Linked DNA regions of Homo sapiens: region 1 is linked to region 2. Evidence: chromatin loops called from intact Hi-C (ENCODE). Cell type or tissue: A673. All regions are shown on one strand. Each heading gives the region's core, and the rest is flanking DNA. Links, peaks and the distances in the headings are about the cores only. Region 1 has its middle 160 kb from the start of SLC24A2. Region 2 has its middle 280 kb from the start of SLC24A2.

What was found. Peaks named below come from ENCODE experiments on the same cell type or tissue, not always from the same donor. Only the 100,000 strongest peaks of a DNase experiment are listed, where the experiment ranks them.
Region 1: a loop joins it to region 2, with 4 times the contacts of the local background. A loop is called at or near these places in 2 of 110 quality-filtered maps.

The regions. Positions count from the first base shown.
Region 1 is chr9:19,942,465-19,952,329 of GRCh38, forward strand. It overlaps a transcript of SLC24A2 not described here. Among named protein-coding and RNA genes, the nearest start is that of SLC24A2, 160 kb to the left of the region's middle. In A673, for the core only: a CTCF peak has its summit at 4,197 (motif pointing right); a DNase peak (open chromatin) is centred at 4,207.
Region 2 is chr9:20,061,119-20,070,983 of GRCh38, forward strand. It overlaps a transcript of SLC24A2 not described here. Among named protein-coding and RNA genes, the nearest start is that of SLC24A2, 280 kb to the left of the region's middle. In A673, for the core only: no CTCF peak of the experiment used is centred there; DNase peaks (open chromatin) are centred at 4,913 and 5,233; H3K27ac peaks cover 2,676 bases.

The DNA.
Region 1 (9,865 bases), core at 879-8,878, 120 kb before region 2:
GATGAATTTGAAAGGAAACTTCATTTCAAGTCACAATCCAGGTGGTGGGTACATTTATACTAACTGCAGAAGAATATGGGAATTTCTTAGGGAAAGAAAAAGACAGCTTAACATGGTGAAACAGCGCATCGCATTCTTAATTTAACCTAGCGAACACAATTGCCATCTCAGATGAGTATTTAGCAGCAAGAAGATATTTATAATCAGATCTTCAAAAGTATCCTAAGGCCACCATTTATGTCTACGTGGCACTGTGCCCAGGAAGATGTCATGTGCCTCACAAAGTCCCTACTTACTCTAGAAGAATTTAGTGTAAGAGAAAGTAAAGCACATTTTGCTGCCATAATGAAGGCAGGGAAGTCGTGGATGTTTATTGTGTAGCCTACAGGCGCCGATGAGCCAACAAAGACTTGAAGTTGTAAACAAAATTCACTATCTCCTCCACTGGTTAGATCCAAAGAATGACCCCGAATGAACATTCTAGAGAAACCTAGAAATCTCTATCAGGGAGTGAAGTGATTAGAGCAAGAAATAGATCCTTTCAGAAGCTGAAGAAATTATTGTTGATCTGCATGAGGGTCTTAGAATATTAAAAAATAAGTGCTTAAATGCAATATTAACAATTTTGGTATATTTTAAATGATGACATTTACCTGATAATGCTTTTAATGCATACCTCTAAGTGCAGTGCCCTACAAATGTGCTACTCAGAGAATAATTACAGGACATATAAAAATATTAATTTATAATATTCCATTGGGGGAATACTCCATTAATGGGACACTCATTTAAAGTTGTATGATGAATGACTTTTTTCACTGTATTAAAAAGAACAATTAAACCTGGGCTTTCATGTACTCACCCCTAATTACTTTCTACCCTGGAATAATTTTATTCCACTATTCTACTATTCTAGCGATCTTTCATAACCTGCTCCCTGGAGGGAAGTTGGAAGAGGAAGAACTATTTATTTTCATTATATTTCTTAGGTCCCTTTTCATTAGTTCTCTTTTTACTATAATTCAAGGCTTTTTAAAATTGTTTTACAGTATATATACTGCTTTTGAGCCCTGCAACTGCCCAAAATGCACTATTAGTTGCTAGCAAGAATCATACTAAAAGAAAACTCAAGAGTGCATTTGTGTCTCTTCTCTAAAATAATTAGGAGAGCACTTTGCAGCTAATGTTCTGCTAATCTATCTGTATTTCTGACCCAAGACACAGAATGGTATTATTTTCAACATTCTAAGTTTCATCAGTGTCTCAAATAAGAAAGATGCTACCTTTTATTTTTAAAAAGTTAAAGCTATTTAGCCTTTTCTCTTCACTAATACTTGAAAGCTACTCCAACTTATCTCTTCATTCATTCATCAAAAATGTGGTTAATATTCTACTCAATGTAAGACACTGAGTTAGAAGTTGGGAATAGAAAAATGATTTTTAAAATATCCCTGCTCTCAAGGAGCATAATTTGAACACCACATTTTTCTACCAATTTAAACATTAGATGATTCAAAGGAGGAATATAAGCAAATTAATGCAAGAACAGAAAACCAAATACTGTATGTTCTCACTTATAAGTGGAAGCTAAACATTGGGTAATCATGGACATAAAGATGGCAACAACAGATGCTGAGGACTACTAGGCAGGGGAGGGAGGGGAGGAATGGTTGAAAAACTAACGTTTGGGTACAATGCTCAGCACCTAGGTCCAACTCAACTTTAAAAAGCAAAGGTAAGTGAAAGACCTTCTTTAAGTAATCAAAGCAGCTCAAATTTTTCCAGCAAAAAGTCTTAGTAGAAACAGTCTCAAAAACGGCAAAATCAAAGTTTAAAAGCCACTTACAATGTCAGCAAATGATTCAGAAGAATTCTGAGAGGTAGTATCAATTTATAGCCCAAACCTCAACATCATGCAATATACCCAGGTAACAAACCTGCACATATACCCCCTGAATCTAGAATAAAAGTAGTAGTAAAAAAAAAAAAAAAAAAGGAAGGATGCAGGATGTGAAAAGAAATGAATTTGACTTATCAAAACAAGTACAACTAAGAAATAATGGTTTAATATAGGTTTGAAAGAAATTTTAGTTAATAATAGGATCCTCTTCTCATTGTCAGGAAGGTATTTCAAGACGTAAACGCCATTTTCCACCAGTCTTACCCCTTTGCAACATCCCATATGGGACGGTGCCTTTCTGAAGCTTCAGTATCCCTTTGTTTCTATTAAACCATGAGGCATGATGTTCATTCCAGTATAATGCGCATGCAGGTGCCAAGAGGCTGGAGGTGAATTGGAACTTAAGAAGCCTTTTGTCACTTAGATTTGTCTTCGTTAATCTGTTCATGATGTGTGTTTGTGTGAGACTGTATTTATTTGATAGTTACAGGAAAAAAAGGACCATTCTAAATTGCTGGACTTAAAAGAGTCAGATTTCTATTTGAAGAAAAAGGTGCCTAACTTCTGTTTGATTCACCCTGTATGTATCTTATCAGTAATCTCTCTCTAATTTGGATGAACTGGTCTTCACACATCTCTTTTGTGCATACAGAGTGGTCTTGATCAGTCACATCATACACATCTCATCTGCTTTTCTTTGAATTAAAGAATCCGGACAGCAAAATCAGAACACTAGCATGGTCACCACAGCATTGAGGTGTCCTATACGAGCATAAAAGACATTAAAATCCAGACTCGGCTGGGACAATTTTATTTGTGATTTTCCTGAATCAGGGACAAGATGCCTTTGTTTTATAAAGAAAATATGAGCAGGACCAGGCTCTTCTAGCACAAAAGCAGGTGGAGGAATATACACTCCCTCCTTAGCAGGGAAGGGGAGGGGAAAAGGAAGGAGGGAGGGAGGGGAGAGAGAGAACATAAAAGATTGAGCAGGGAAGGGCACAGCACGCCTGTGGAAATGGACTCCTTTCGTGTAAAAACAATTACCCAGTTCCTGCAGCTGTTCACTAGACTTAATGCCCCAATGCATTTTGCATTTATCTTTCCTTTCCCCTTTTCCATGTTCATTAATTTCCACAGTTGAAACCAGAAGTGAAAAGGGGTAATTCTCCCTTTGCTATTCAGGGTAGACCACAGCAATTACCTTTGCTTGTGGCATGCTTAGTAAATGCCAGACACTAAGTACCTTACTATATCATCACATGGAATCCTCACGATACTCCTTTGAATTAGGAGTGACCACCCCTAATTTACAGATGAAGAATTGGAGACTCAAGGATCTCACAGCAAGAGGCAGAGCCAAGATCTCCCCAAAGCCCACACTTTGAGTTCCCAATTCTCAACTAGCTGCTGATAATTAAAATGGAGGTTTCTTCCCATTACAGTGTGAATAAACTGGTTTTATCCATATATCCCTCAGGGACTTGGGCACCAAGGAAACTCCATCTTTTCCAAAGGAGGCTGCCAAGTTCCTATTCCACATCAGCTGTAGCTTTAGAAGTAGACTGGCAGTTTAGGGATTGTCTGTGGTCTGGGAATCATCTCAAATACAGTAGAGAAGATTGTCACCCAAGGTCCCAATCAGTTTCAAAAGTAAAACTGCTAGGACTTTAGAAATGTTCAAGTTTATTGTGGTCAATGGCAAAAACTGGTAAAATTTCTTTGCTCGCTACTCCCTGCCCCTTTTTAACCCTCATTGAATGGTTCATAATTGGCCATGAGCAAAGGCGGCCATCCCTATCACTAAGTCCATCCCCCAGCTCACCCCCAAGGACTGCTGGTAAGTAAAACTGCTCAATAATTAAGTGGAGCCCTAATTAATGAGTCTGATTCCTGCCTGACACGGGCACATTTTTAACCTGGTAAACTCATTAAACCTCTGGTCTTCATTTAGCCATGGGTGACCAGAGTATCATAATTTCAACTAAGTGTGCTCAGTGACTTAATGGGCCTTGAGTTTCCCACATTCCCATAGTGTCCCATCTGAGGAGCTCAATCAGTATCATTAGAAGTTTATTTAGTGCAAGGAGAGATCTCTGATCTGTCCTGAATTCAACTGAAGGCTTTAAAGACGAATGAAAGCAAACCGCTGGCTCCACAATTTCAAACGACCCATTTTGCCTTAACCGTAAATCAGCTAAGGAGTCTGAAATGCAGACAGTTTCCAGACAGACCAGGTCATCTCCTGAGTTAATGAGACAACCTGTGCTTAAGCACAGTGCCTGCCTATACCAGCAGATGCCAGCACTTCCTCTTCTCAGATAAGAAAGGGCCCAGGGATTTGGTCCCCACTCCACACATTCTGAGATTTTTAAAATAAAGGCAGATTAAAAGAAAGAAAACAACACACACACAAAACACAAAGATTGTTCTCTATCTGCTTTCATTCTCAGTTTCTGCCCAGTTAATCACATCAAAGAGAATTCTCAGAAAGAGCTGTTTTCTCATTGTTGTTACTGCTATGTTTGTGTGAATGTGTGGATGTCTAATAAATAGCTTTCTTCTAATGTAAAAAAAATTCAAAACTCAAACAAGCCAGGGCTAGTTTGGTTTCTAGGTTGTCATAAAACCCCTGTCAATAGCAAGCTCCCAGTAAGTGTTTTATAACAGTGACAGCTTTGCAAATACTGTAACATAAGTAACTTGGACTGGGTCAATACATGGCAGGGAAATCAGACTGTGAGATGGTCGAGCTGTTCATTTTGGCTGTCTTTACAATCAATCAGCCAGACCAACTGAGCCTGCAGTGATACTCACTGATTATTGAGAAAGCTAAAACAAATGGATTGGCTGTGCTGTCTGCCAAGGCCCATTCAATAGCTACAACCTCTGTCTGGATACAGACAGGTGCCATCTTTTGAAAGCCAAAATTATTAGAAACAACTCTCAGGTTTATCCAAAAGTAGGCTGCACTGTGGCTGCCGGAAGGAAGGAAGGAAGGAAAGAAGGAAGGAAGGAAGGAAGAAGAAAGAAGGGAAGGAAGGAAGGAGGAAGGAAGGAAGGAAAGAAAGAAGGAAGGAAGGGAAAGAAAGAAAGGCAGGAAGGCAGGAAGGAAGGAAAGAAAACAAGAAAAGAAATTAGTTCGGCCGGGTGTGGTGGCTCACACCTGTAACCCCAGCACTTTGGGAGGCCGAGGTGGGCACATCATGAGGTCAAGAGATTGAGACCATCCTGGCTAACACGGTGAAACCCTGTCTGTACTAAAAATAAAAAAGAATTAGCCGGGCATGGTGGCGGGCACCTGTAGTCTCAGCTACTCGGGAGGCTGAGGCAGGAGAATGGCGTGAACCTGGGAGGCAGAGCTTGCAGTGAGCTGAGATCATGCCACTGCACTCCAGCTTGAGGGTCACAGCGAGACTCTGTCTCAAAAAAAAAAAAAAAAAAAAAGAAAGAAAGAAAGAAAGAAAGAAAGAAAGAAAGAAAGAAATTAGTTCAATGTATTTCAATACACTTTGTTGGATAGATTTTACAGAGCAACCCATTGTAGAAAGCCAAAGTTTATAGGCTTTGGTGCCAGGCCACAGCAATAATAATTTCTGTCTCACCCTAATTGCCTCTTTGTTTCTTCTTTGGTTATCTTTTGCTTTTGTGCTTAATTCAAAAGCCTGTAACAGAGCAATCATCTCAAACATATTTCCCAGCTGTCAAGATAAAATTCTTAAAAAGAAATCCAAGTTCCAGAAGTGGAATGCGGGACTCTTAAGCCCTTTCTTATAACCTGCACAAGTGACTGGATGTATTAAACTACCACAGTTCCTTGCAATATTCTTTACTTCCAGCCAACTCATCTGTGACTGCTGGAAGGATAAGTGTATTGTGTGAGTTGCCTAATCCAAATGTCTCTGAGTTGCTAGGTTTAGGCCAAGATGTTCCAATAAAAATGAAGGCAGGCTCCCAGTCTTTGCCTAAAGCTGATTCAAATCACATCTACTTAGAATGAATTATCTTCACAATATTTTCTTTGGGGACTTCTCTGGTTGTAATAAAGATAACAAACAAAAGCTGCTTATCAACATTTCCAGTTAGAGAAAAACGAAAATTTTAAGTAAAATAAATATATGTGAGAACAGTATTTCCAACTTCATTGAATTTCTTTAAGGATCTGGTAGAGATTGAAGAATAGATTGACTGTTAAGAAAACAGAGCTAACGGGCCGGGCGCGGTGGCTCACGCCTGTAATCCCAGCACTTTGGGAGGCCGAGGCGGGCGGATCACGAGGTCAGGAGATCGAGACCACGGTGAAACCCCGTCTCTACTAAAAATACAAAAAATTAGCCGGGCGCAGTGGCGGGCGCCTGTAGTCCCAGCTACTCGGGAGGCTGAGGCAGGAGAATGGCGTGAACCCGGAAGGCGGAGCTTGCAGTGAGCGGAGATCGCGCCACAGCACTCCCGCCTGGGCAACAGAACGAGACTCCGTCTCAAAAAAAAAAAAAAAAAAAAAATGAAAACAGAGCTAACAAAAGGTGGGGTCTCAGAGATTTAAAATGTTTATTGTTTATTCATCCTAAACTACTAACTCTCTTTGGGGTATGCAAAAATTGGCTCCCCACCTTCCATTTATTTATTTATTTAATTAATTTTATTTTTGAGACGGAGTCTTACTCTGTTGCCTAGGCTGGAGTGCAGTGGTGCCATCTCAGCTCACTGCAACCTCTGCCCCCTGAGTTCAAGTGATTCTCCTGCCTCAGCCTCCTGAGAAGCTGGGATTACATGCACCTGCCACCATGCCTGGCTAATTTTTATATTTTTAGTAGAGACGCGGTTTCACCATGTTGGCCAGGATGGTCTTGAACTCCCGATCTCAGGTGATCTGCACGCCTCGGCCTCCCAAAGTGCTGGGATTACAGGCATGAGCCACTGCGCCTGGCCCCCACCTTCCATTTAATCCAATCTTTGGAGGAATCAAATTAAGGGGATGACAGTGGTGCAACGATTTTTCCTAGATATGAAGGAACTCATGTGCAGGCCAGCAAAAGAAGATAGAGGGAAATGTATGTGATCATACTAACAAGAAATACATAACAAAATGTGATGAAATAGTCAAAGGCTTTCAAGTCTACTGTGTTGGAGACTGGTAGTTGCCTCACCAATCTATATTCTTCCATTTGAAAAAAAATCACTTAAGCAATAGAATCTCCTGAGTTTTATCTGAGTGGCTGTCCAGTGGAGACTGCATTTCCCAGCCTTCCTTGCAGCTAGGTGTGATCTCATGACTAAGTTTGGCTAATGAGTAGTGTACAGAAGGGTCATGTCCTCAAAAGGAAGCTGCTTGCTCTTCACTTTCTCTTTTCCCCTTCCCAAGGACTGGAACATAGACATGGTGGTGGTTCATTACTGACCATGTGGATTAGAACAACACCTAGTGGATAGTGAAAAGAAAGAAGACACTTGGATCATGGATCACCTTGTGGAATGACACTATCCCACAACCCTGGACTGCCTACCAGTCTGCATGTTTATGAAAGAGGTGGTTTCACGGAGTGCCTTGCTAATCGAGTGTGGTGTTTAGACCAGCAGCGGCACCCGGGAACTTATTAGAAATGCAGAATCCCAGACCCATCCACTGAATTGTATAATTCGCATTTAAAAAACATCTCCTGACAATTCATATGCACATTGGAAGTTGACGAGCATGGGTATAGTGGTTAAAAGGATAGATTCTGGTGCCAGAGCCTGGGTTCAAATCCAAATCTGTGACTTAATTAGTTGTGTCTCTTTGGGCAAATTATTAAAATTCTATGTGGCTCAGCTTTCTTATCTGTAAATTAAGGATATTAATAATATCTTCCTTATAGGGTTGTTGTAAGAATTATATCAGGTAATATAAGTAAATATATAAAGCTATCAGTTGGTATAAAGCTATAGAAGAGTTTGCTATTATTTTTATTACAAAAAAACTTCTATCTTGTTTAAGCTATTTGGTCTCTGATAAAGCTGTCAGACTTACAGATTTATTATAAAATCTGTCCAGGGCCAGCAAGGTTTTTGCATAATAGAGAGACTTTGTAACCACAGGAAATCTGCAAACTAACATTTTAATAAATCCATCCACTGTTAAAATAATAGGTCTGGGTGAAGATTTGGAGAAGGGTAGAAATTGTGTCAAGTCTTATAACAACCACGTATCTTGGCACTTTCAGGATAACCTTTGCAGTAACATGTATTCATATTCGATGAACATTTATTAAGCATATACTTATGTGTCAGGCATTTTCCTAGGTACTTGGGATGTATCAGTAAAGAAAACTGACAAAAATCACCCCCCTCATGAAGTTCATATTCTACTGCAAGTGTGGGAAGTGGTCTGGAGATGGGGAGTATCCATCAAGTTTAGATTTCATTATCAGGTTGTGGCTCAGACTATGTTTCCTAATTACTAGCTTGGAAAATGTAAACATCATAACAAAAGGAAGTGAAAAATAGATTGAAACATCCCGGAGCCTATGAGATTGTGGTTACTATAAAATCTGTCCAGGGCCAGAAAGGTTTTTGCAAAATGGAGAGACTTTGTGACCACAGGAAATCTGTATTCCAAAGCAAGTCAGAAGCACATCTGACATCAAAGGTTCTACCAACTGTAGAGCTGGGATGTTCTCCAGTTAAGTTCTCTGGATGATCTTACACATTGCTGAAGAGCAGGTAAGGGGCTCCTCCATCAGGCCTTTGATGAGTTCCCGCCAGGAAGTATCACTTCATCATTAAGAGGTTTGGCCATAATGGGAACTTACTTCATAGAACTTTTGGGGAAGTGTCCAAATCTTCCACCAATTTCTTTAAGATTGTATTGTTGTTTTTCTTAAGTTGTGTGTGTGTGTGTGTGTGTGTGTGTGTGTGTGTGTTTTAACATATTCTGGATATTTTTTTCAAACCTGTGACTTAGCTTCTCATTTTCTTAACAGTGTCTTTAGAAGAGGAAAAGTTTTTTATTTTTACAAAGTCCAACTTACCAATTGTTTCTTTTATGGCTTAGTGTTCGTACGTATATATGTTCTAAGAAATATTTGCTTAACCTAATGTCACAAAGGATATTTTCCCCCTTTTTTCTCTAGAATATTTACAGTTTTAGTTCTTATATTTAGGTCTATGGCACATTTTGAATTAATTTTTGTGTAATGTTTGAGGTAAGGTCAAGATTTATTTTTTTTTTCTATATAGATATCCGGTGTCTGGTGCAGTTTGTTAAAAGACACTATCGTTTTTCCATTGAATTGCCTTGTTAATTGGCCATAAAAAGATTTATGTCTGAAGTCTATTCTGTTCCACTGATTTTTATATTTATACTTAAAACAATATCACAGAATCTGGATTATTGTGGCTTTGTAAATCAAGAAATTAGGTAGTATAAATCCTCCAAACTTAGTCTTTCACAAAATTGTCATGATTATTCTCGTTCCTTTACCATTTGATATAAATTTTAGAATTTTCTCATCAATTTCATCTCTTACAACCTCACAAGGATTTTAATTGGGGTTACAATGAATCTATGGATCAATTTAAGGAGAACTGACATTTTTACAATGTTGAGTTTTCTAATCCATGAGCATGATTTATCTCCATTTATGTAGGTATTTAATTTCCTTTGGCAATGTTTTGTAGTTAAGTGTGCAAGTCTTGCAGAATTTTGTTAAATTTATTCCCAAGTATTTTATTTTTGATGCTATTATAAATGGAGTTGCTTTTAAATCTTAATTTCTAAATTATTTATTGATGGTATATAGAAACAATTGATTTTTGTATATTGATGTTGTATCCTGTATCCTTACCAAATTCATTTGTCTTCAGTAGCTTTAGATTCCTTAAGCATTCTCTTCATACATAAATATGTTGTCTGCAAATAAAACAGTTTTATATTTTCTTTTCCAATATGCAAGGCTTTTATTCATTTCTCTTGCCTTATTGCACTGG
Region 2 (9,865 bases), core at 560-8,559:
ATTTAAATGGCAATGCAAAAGACCTAAAATAAAGCAATTTTGAAGAAAAACAAAGTATACTTACTATAAAGCTACAGTATCAAGACAGTGTGGTATTCATATAAAGATAGACCTATATGGATCAGTGGAACAGAAGTCTAGAAATATGTCTTATGTTTATGGTCAACTGATTTTTTTTTTTTTTGAGACAGAGTCTCACTCTGTTGCCCAGGCTGGAAGGCAGTGGTGCATGATCTTGGCTCACCACAACCTCCGCCTCCTTGGTTCAAGTGATTGTCCTGCCTCAGCCTCCCAAGTAGCTGGAATTACAGGCATGTGCCACCATGCCCAGCTAATTTTTGTATTTTTAGTAGAGATGGGGTTTCACCATTTTGGCCAGGCTGGTCTTGAGCTCCTGACCTCAAATGATCCACCTGCCTCAGCCTCCCAAAGTGCTAGGATTACAGGCATGACCCACTGCACTCAGCCAGTCAATTGATTTTTAACAAAAGTGCCAAGACAATTCAATGAGGAAAGGATAGTCTTTTCAATAGATGGTTGTGCTAGCACCACATACAAACTTTAATTCAAAATGGATCATCAATATCAATGCAAGAATTAAAAGTATAAAACATTTGGAAGAAAATACAGGAGAAGATTTGTACGGCCTTTGGTTAGTCAAGGAGTTCTTAGGTTAAAACCAAAGCACAAGCCATTAAAAAAAAAATACCTGGTAAACGGGACTTTACAAAAATTAAGAGTGCTTCAGAAGACACCATTAAGGAAATGAAAGGGCAACCCACGGAGTGGATGAAAATATTTGCAAATCATATATCTGATAAAAGCCTTGTATCTAGCCTGAGCATGCTGGCTCACACCTGTAATCCCAGTGCTTTGGGAGGCTAAGGCAGGAGGATTGCTTGAGGCCAGGAGTTCAACACCAGCCTGGGAAACACAGCATCTCTCCAAAAAGAAAAAGAAAATACCCAGGCGTGGTGGCACATGCCTGTAGTCTTAGCTAATATGGGAGCTGAAGTGGGAGGATCACTTGAGCCCAAAAGTCCAAGGTAGCAGTGAGCTATGATTGTGCCACTGCACCTTAGCCTGCGTGACAGAGAAAGACCTTCTCTCGAAACAATAAATAAAAATAAAAGACTTAGTAACCAAAACAGCATGGTAAAGGTACCAAAACAGAGATATAGATAAATGGAACAGAACAGAGCCCTCAGAAATAATGCCGCGTATCTACAACTATCTGATCTTTGACAAACCTGAGAAAAACAAGCAATGGGGAAAGGATTCCCTATTAATAAATGGTGCTGGGAAAACTGGCTAGCCATATGGAGAAAGCTGAAACTGGATTCCTTCCTTACACCTTATACAAAAATCAATTCAAGATGGATTAAAGACTTAAACGTTAGACCTAAAACCATAAAAACCCTAGAAGAAAACCTAGGCATTACCATTCAGGACATAGGCATGGGCAAGGACTTCTTGTCTAAAACACCAAAAGCAATGGCAACAAAAGCCAAAATTGACAAATGGGATCTCATTAAACTAAAGAGCTTCTGCACAGCAAAAGAAACTACCATCAGAGTGAACAGGCAACCTACAAAATGGGAGAAAATTTTCACAACCTACTCATCTGACAAAGGGCTAATATCCAGAATCTACAATGAACTCAAACAAATTTACAAGAAAAAAGCAAACAACCCCATCAAAAAGTGGGTGAAGGACATGAACAGACACTTCTCAAAAGAAGACATTTATGCAGCCAAAAAACACATGAAAATATGCTCACCATCACTGGCCATCAGAGAAATGCAAATCAAAACCACAATGAGATACCATCTCACACCAGTTAGAATGACGATCATTAAAAAGTCAGGAAACAACAGCTGCTGGAGAGGATATGGAGAAATAGGAACACTTTTACACTGTTGGTGGGACTGTAAACTAGTTCAACCATTGTGGAAGTCAGTGTGGCGATTCCTCAGGGATCTAGAACTAGAAATACCATTTGACACAGCCATCCCATTACTGGGTATATACCCAAAGGACTATAAATCATGCTGCTATAAAGACACATGCACACGTATGTTTATTGTGGCACTATTCACGATAGCAAAGACTTGGAACCCACCCAAATGTCCAACAATGATAGACTGGATTAAGAAAATGTGGCACATATACACCATGGAATACTAGGCAGCCATCAAAAATGATGAGTTCATGTCCTTTGTAGGGACGTGGATGAAATCGGAAATCATCATTCTCAGTAAACTATTGCAAGAACAAAAAACCAAACACTGCATATTGTCACTCATAGGTGGGAATTGAACAATGAGAACACATGGACACAGGAAGGGGAACATCACACTCTGGGGACTGTTGTGGGGTGGGGGGAGGGGGGAGGGATGGCATTGGGAGATATACCTAATCCAAGATGACGAGTTAGTGGGTGCAGCGCATCAGCATGGCACATGTATACATATGTAACTAACCTGCACATTGTGCACATGTACCCTAAAACTTAAAGTATAATAATAAAAAAATAAAAATAAAAGACTTGTATCTAGAATATAAAAATAACTCATAAAGCTCAATAGTAGAAACACAACCCAATTAGAAAATGAGCAAAATAACATGTGAATGGCTAACAAGCACATTTAAAAGTGCTTGACATCATTAGTTATTAAGGAAACTAAAACTACAGGGAGTTACCAATGCATATCAACTAAAATGGTATGTGAAAAAATGGTATCCTTATCAATTACTTGTGGAAATGTAAAATGGTACATCCACTACCCAAAACAGCTTAGCAGTTTCTTAAAAAGTTACACGTAAACTTACCAAATAACCCAGCCATTCTACTCTTAAGAATCTACCTGAGAAATAAAAACATATGCACAAAGATTTGAACATAAGTATTCATAGCAGCATTACCATAATAGCCCCAAACTAGAAATAACCCAAGTGTCTAACAATCTGATAAATGAATAAATGTGGTATATCCATATAGTGGAATATTTGTCAGCAATTGAAAGGAATGCAAACACTGATACATGTTAAAATATGGATGGACCTCAAAAATATGGTAAACGAAAAAAAAGTGAGATCCACAAGGATACATACTGTATGATTCCATTTATAGGAAATGCACAAAAATGCATATTTATAAAGACAGAGAGTAGATCAATGGTTGCTGGGGCTGGGAGTGTGTGAGTGGGTATTCATTGCAAACAGATTTGTGAGGAACTCAGGGAAAAGTTCTAAAATGGAAATGTTCTAAAATCAGATTGTGCTTGGGGTTTGCACATCTTTATAAATTTACTTAAAATTATTGAATTATAATTTACGGTAAATAAATTATTGCCCAATAAAGCTGTACATTTTTTGTTTAAATTTTTAAGGGAAAAAAAAGCCAAGAAAAAAATTTAGATGAGGTTGTTATTTACACAGGCTACTGTGCTTACTTTTATTGTAGCACTTAATTATGCTCTTCAAATCAGTTATTTCTCTGACTTTCCCATTGGAAATGTAAACAGGATCACAACTGATGGATTTGATAATTGTCCTTTACTGCATTAGGTATTTAGATGGGGGCTACCTTTCTTGGCCAACTGACATCTCAAGCACCCACCGCTGAAGCTGAAAGCAGAAATCAGGAAGAGCCAGGAGATTAAAGAGAATAAAAGGCATACAATATGCATATGAATCCATGAAGACATGTTTCATGGAACTGTTCAATGCATCCAAAGAGCCCAGTGTGAGAATCCCACTGGAATGACAGTTGATGTGCCTGCCAGTCACCCTGGGGCAGGGAAGTGATACCAGCCTAGAGGAGAAGAGGAGGGACAGGCAGGTGAAAGTGAGTAGTGAGAACAAAATGTGAGCAAACAACCTTCATTACTGGCAATCTGTGTGATTCCAGAACTGGTATCCAACCGATGAGCTGCTGGAGACATGTGTTTGTATTCTCAAACCCCAAACATTTGTTTCATGGTCCTAAAACAACGAATCCTACAGCTCACTATCACATTTCATAGCTCTGGGGAAAACCAGAAAAGGACAGATTGGGCAGGGGTTCAAAGAGGAAATGTCTTCTGCCAAACCGAGTGGCCCCACTTCCTCTCTGCGTAAGAGTGGGGTCTGAGATAGACCCTGCTTCCAGCAGTCTCCCAGACAAGACAAAGGGTCTCACTTGTGAATCAAAGTTCACTGCAACAGCACAACAGGCTGGGACAGGTTCCCATCTCATCCAGACTTTCCCCATAAAAGGCAGAGGACAGAGTAAAAATGCCAGTCCCAATATCCTGTAAATGCCTGTGGATTTTGATGTGGACTGGACAGAGGAATGGAGAGAGAAAGGGGAGGTGACCCTCACAGGAAGCTAACGTTTCTCAAGGGCCCACATGACAAGCACTATTAGGTACTTTTATTTAATACTTCCAGCAACACTGTGACATGGGCATTGTTATAACCTACATTGTTATACCTACAAGAAACTGGGGTTCAAAAATCTTTTTTGCCTGTAAAATAGCTAATATTATACATTATACCTATATACAGGTAAGAATCTAAGGCTTAAAATCTTAAGTGACCAGTGTTACACATTTGGTAAGTAGCAGATATGGGATTTAAATTCAGGTCCATATGAACCCTGAACCCCTGTTCCTTTTTATTACATATGCCACACTGTCCAATCATGTTTAGATAGTTTAAAAACATGTTCAGCCTTTTAGCTTAGGCTTTCTGATTTCTTGTTTCTGGATGATAATAAGCCAGCCAAAAGTCCTCCCGGGAATTCTTTTCTCCCCAAGGGCTGGAAGGATAAAAACACACCACTGTGCCCTTGAAGCTTCACTAACAATCACAACTATAAAGGCTGGAGTCAATGCTGAGAGGATATTATTAACAAATGGCTTTAGAAAACCTTCAGAGGGTTTGCAGCCACCCACATCATTTGTAAGATCTTAGGGAAGAAACCTGATCCAGTAAATGACTGGGAATAAAACAAACCCTAGTATCAGAAATATAAAGGGAGGAGGATCATTGCCTTTAGACAATTTGCTTTATTGTGAACAATAAAAATGTTCCAGTTGATTCAACAAAAAATAATAAAAAACAAGGCTATTTTTAAAAAGGCATTTATAGCACTGCGGTTTCATTTCCTTTGCCTTTAGATCTTCAGGCTCTCATTCTGAGCAGCAGATGCTGTCATATAAGGAAGACCACCTGCTTTCCAGGGCATCTCTGCAACAAATAGCTTTGAGGGAGAGAGAAGAAAGATCACAGGATGAAAAGGAAAGAATTAGAAAGGGGGGAAACGGGAAATTAAGAAGTTGGCTTAATGCACATCTTCTGAATTATTCAACTGCTAAAAAGCCGACAGATTTCTTTTGACACTTGACTGTCTCACTCTGTGTCTATATCCATATTCCACTTTTTAAGGACCTACTTTAAGAGAATTCTGTCCATCTGCACAGCCCAGCTTTATGACATATTTATCTTTCTTTGCACAATGGAAGCATAAAAAATTTATGGAACATGGGTATTAATTAAATGGTATTTTAGTTCAGGGAAGTTGCCCAGCTTAAAAAGGGCTACTAGGAGTGAATCCTTTGTAAAGAAATATAGTTTTGGAAATAAAAATAGCCCACACTCACTCACTACCTCCCCTCAGCAAAATGACTTAAGCACTGTTTCTGAGTCCCCAGATTTCTAAAAGCTTGTTAAACTCTTATTAAAAGCAACAGGTAATGACTTGTTTCTGTTGAATTGACCTCAAAGGCTAATTGTTTGGAGTGATCTAGGTCCCCACATGCAAGGAAAAGAAGACATTAAGGAAATCATTCACATAATTCCAACCCATTTAACACACTCACCTGAAACATATCAATAATAAAAGTGATAACAGGAAAATGTTTACAGTTTTGAAGTCTCAGGAAACAATTTGTTCTAGATGGTATTTTTTATATATCAAAGGTTTCTTTTTATTAAACAGATGTTATTTTAGATTTTAACAGGTTTTAAAATCTTTGTCAAATATATTATTCATTTCTTTGCCTTCTTAAACAGTGTTTACTTAGTTATAATGCATTCCATTAAACTTCCAAAAAAGGGTTTCAGAGAACTATTACATGATATTTTAAACATAATTTGAACTCTTCATGATGTCCCAGGATGCTTGCATCAAACACTAGTGACAGGATGGGGCTAAAATAAAGTAAGGCCCTTAGGACGATAAGAAGACTTGGTCTTCATATTCTGTGGTGACCATATCCTCCTGTGTTATTTTAATTCTATGTCTGATTTTTAAATTTTTTTCAACTTTTATTTTAGATACAGGGTGTACATGTGCAGGTTTCTTACATGGGTATGCTCCCAGGTAAGGAGCACAGTACCCAATAGGTAGGTTTTCTACTCACACTCTCTCTCCTTCTCCCATCTAGTAGTCCACAGTATCTATTGTTCCCATGTTTGTGTCCAGGTGTACTCAATGTTTAGCTCCCACTTGTAAGTGAGAACATGCAGTATTTTGTTTTCTGTTCCTGCATTAATTCGGTCAGGTTTATGGCCTCCAGCTTTATCCATGTTGCTGCAAAGGACATCATTACATTCCTTTTTATGGCTGCGTAGAACTCCACAGTGTATATGTACCACATTTTCTTTATCCAATCCACCACTGATGGGCACCTAGGTTGATTCCATGTCTTTGCTATTGTGAATAGTGTGGCAATGAATATATCAGCATATGTGTCTGTTTGGTGTAACTATCTATTTTCCTTTGGGTATATACCCAGTAATGGGATTTCTGGGTCAAATGGTGGCTCTAAATTCTTTGAGAAATTTTCAAACTGCTTTCCACAGTGGCTGAACTAATTTACATTCCCACCAACAGTGCATAAGCATTCCTTTTTCTCTGCAACCTCACCAACATCTGTTATTTTTTGACTCTTTTTTTTTTTTTTTTTTTTTTTGGAGACGGAGTCTCGCTCTGTCACCCAGGCTGGAGTGCAGTGGTGCAATCTTGGCTCACTGCAGCCTCCGCCTCCTGGGTTCAAGCAATTATCTGCCTCCATCTCCTGAGTAGCTGGGATTACAGGCGCCCAACACCACGCCTGGATAATTTTCTGTATTTTTAGTAGAGACGGGGTTTCACCATCTTGGCCAGGCTGGTTGTGAACTCCTGACCTCGTAATCCACCTGCCTTGGCCTCCCAAAGTGCCGGAATTACAGGTGTGAGCCACCGCACCTAGCCTTCTTGACTTTTTAATAATAGCCATTCTGACTACAATTTTCACCCAATTATTGTACCTCTTTGAACCTCTTGGCTCTAAATCTGCCTTGTTGGGTTCACAGATCCTAACATATTATGATTGTTACCCAATCCTAATCAAGCCTCCACACTGAAAACCCCGCCTTAAACAAAACTCTAAAACTCTTGCCTCCTGAACAACTGGTAACATTCAAGCTAAGTCTCTCAATAAATGTTTTGGGGATGCTTATATTGCCATAAATTGGAAATAAAGTGATTCAGTGGTATTCCCTGGGAGTTGCTCTTGCTTGGGGGTGCTGGATGATGTCTCCGTGGAAGTGTCATGACCCTAAAATATAGGGGATTTGTTTCAACTGTCTGCCCAAATTAGGGCTGAAAGGAGGTAGCAATGGCCATGCTCTTTCTCATACTAATATGGACAAGTTTTGAAAATGAACTGATCCTGCTGTCAGCCTGTTCATCTTCTCATGGCCCTACTCATTTTTCTGGTTTCAATTTTTCATGTTTATTCTGATGACTCCTAGTTCTTTATTTCCAGTTCACAGCTTTCACTGATGCATCAAACCTACAAATATAACAGCTGATTAGACATCTCCATTGGATATCCCAAGAGTGCAAGAAACTCAAAATGTTCCAAACTATACTCATCCTCTTTTCACCTCCCAAAACTACTCTTGTTTTTCCTACTCCAGCAATGATCCCAACATACGTTTACTTTGATAAGCCTGTTATCCTTGACTTTTTCTTCTCCCTTATCCAAGCAACCACCAAAATGTTTGATTGAAAACATTACATTAAAATTATGTAAATTCAACTCTACACACTTTGCTGAACTTAGTAAGGGATGCTTTCATATGCACAGAATTACATCGTTTTATTAGCTTTTAAGACATTTTTATCAAATGTAAATTTTCGCCTCCTATATTGATTTAAATTTTCCATAAAGTACTGCTTTAGTATCAATTGGTCTTTCAGTAATCTTCCCGTGACAGCACTTATAAGATAATACCATATATAATTGGCTATTTAAAAAATATTTTTATTATAAACTATAAACATGCAAACAGAAAGTGTATAAACTTATATGTACAGTTTAACAAATTGTCCTAAAGCAAATACTTGTATAATTACAATGCAGGTCAACAAACAGAACATTGCTGGCACCCCAAAACCATCCAGGCATCCTTTAAAGATCACAATTCTCTTTCCCTCCGAAGGTAGCCACTATCCTGATATCTATGGTAATAATTAGTTTCTTTTATTTTCGTCACCTATGTATACATCTGTAAGTAATACAGTTCAGTTGCCTTATGATCTTCTTTTTACATTTTATAGAAACGGCACTATGCTGTTCGCATTATTTTGCTCCTGCTTTTTACTCAACATTATATTTGTAAGATTCATCCATATTATTTTATGTAACCAAAGTTTTCTTATAAATGATTATTTACTTATCTGTCTCCTCAGTGGACTCTCAGTATCATTCATGTCCCTTCTATTCACCACTGTATTTCCACCACTTCCTAGTATGTGTTCAGAAAATATTTGTTTTAAAAACCAAAACCATCTGTATCTACACAACTTACTGTCTACATTAACATGACCTTATTATGCCACCGTCTTCATCAGTATGACTTTATTATTCCAGGAAAATCTTTGACTTATTTTTATTATTTATTATTTATTTCAGAAACTTCCTTTAAAAGCCCTTTAAATGAACATTAAATTGTCCAACTCTTTAATCAATGGCATCAAACAATTGAAACAACTTCTTAGTCTCCGAGATTCTTTGAACCTCTTGGCTCTAAATCTGCCTTGCTGGGTGTACAATTCCTAACTTACTATGATTGTTACCCAATCCTAATCAAGCCTCCACACTGAAAAACCTGCCTTAAACAGGACTCTAAAACTCAATAAATGTCTCGATTTTGCTCTCTGTCTTCTGAGATGCACTAAGATTCTGTCAAGGTAGTGGCTGGCAATTGTACAAGTATTTGCTTTATCACCATTTATTACTCTTATCATTGTAAAAATAAGCTCAGCTTTGTCTCATAAACAGGTTGTTTTGATTATATTTTCAGGGAGCCATCATTGTTCATACGATTGAGTTTGTAAATGAACCAAAGAAACCGCAGGCAGCATATTCAGGTTAGAAAGGCGGTGTGCTTTGGCACAGCACAGCATTCCTGCTAACTGCTAAAGCATCTAGGACTTTGCACAGAATAACAGCAGAGGCAAAGTCTTTCATGAAAATCAGTTTATAAAGGCCTGCTACTTAAAGATTGTACTTTATGCAAGATCATTAGGATAACCTAAGAATAGACCCTCAGAACAAGGTAGGATTAATGCTCAAAAACCCTCTAAGGATTTACAAATAGACCTTCAGAACAAGATTGATTAGCCCAAACCTTATGCTTTCTAAGAAAAGGTAGAGAGAATACTCCCAGGGTGTCTGTACAAATATTTGTCATGGCCAGTGATATGGTTTGGATCTATGTTCCTGCCCAAATCTCATGTCAAACTGTAATCCCCGGTGTTGGAGGTGGGGCCCGGTGGGAGGTGATTGGGTTATAGAGGTGGTTTATTATAGTTTAACACCATCCT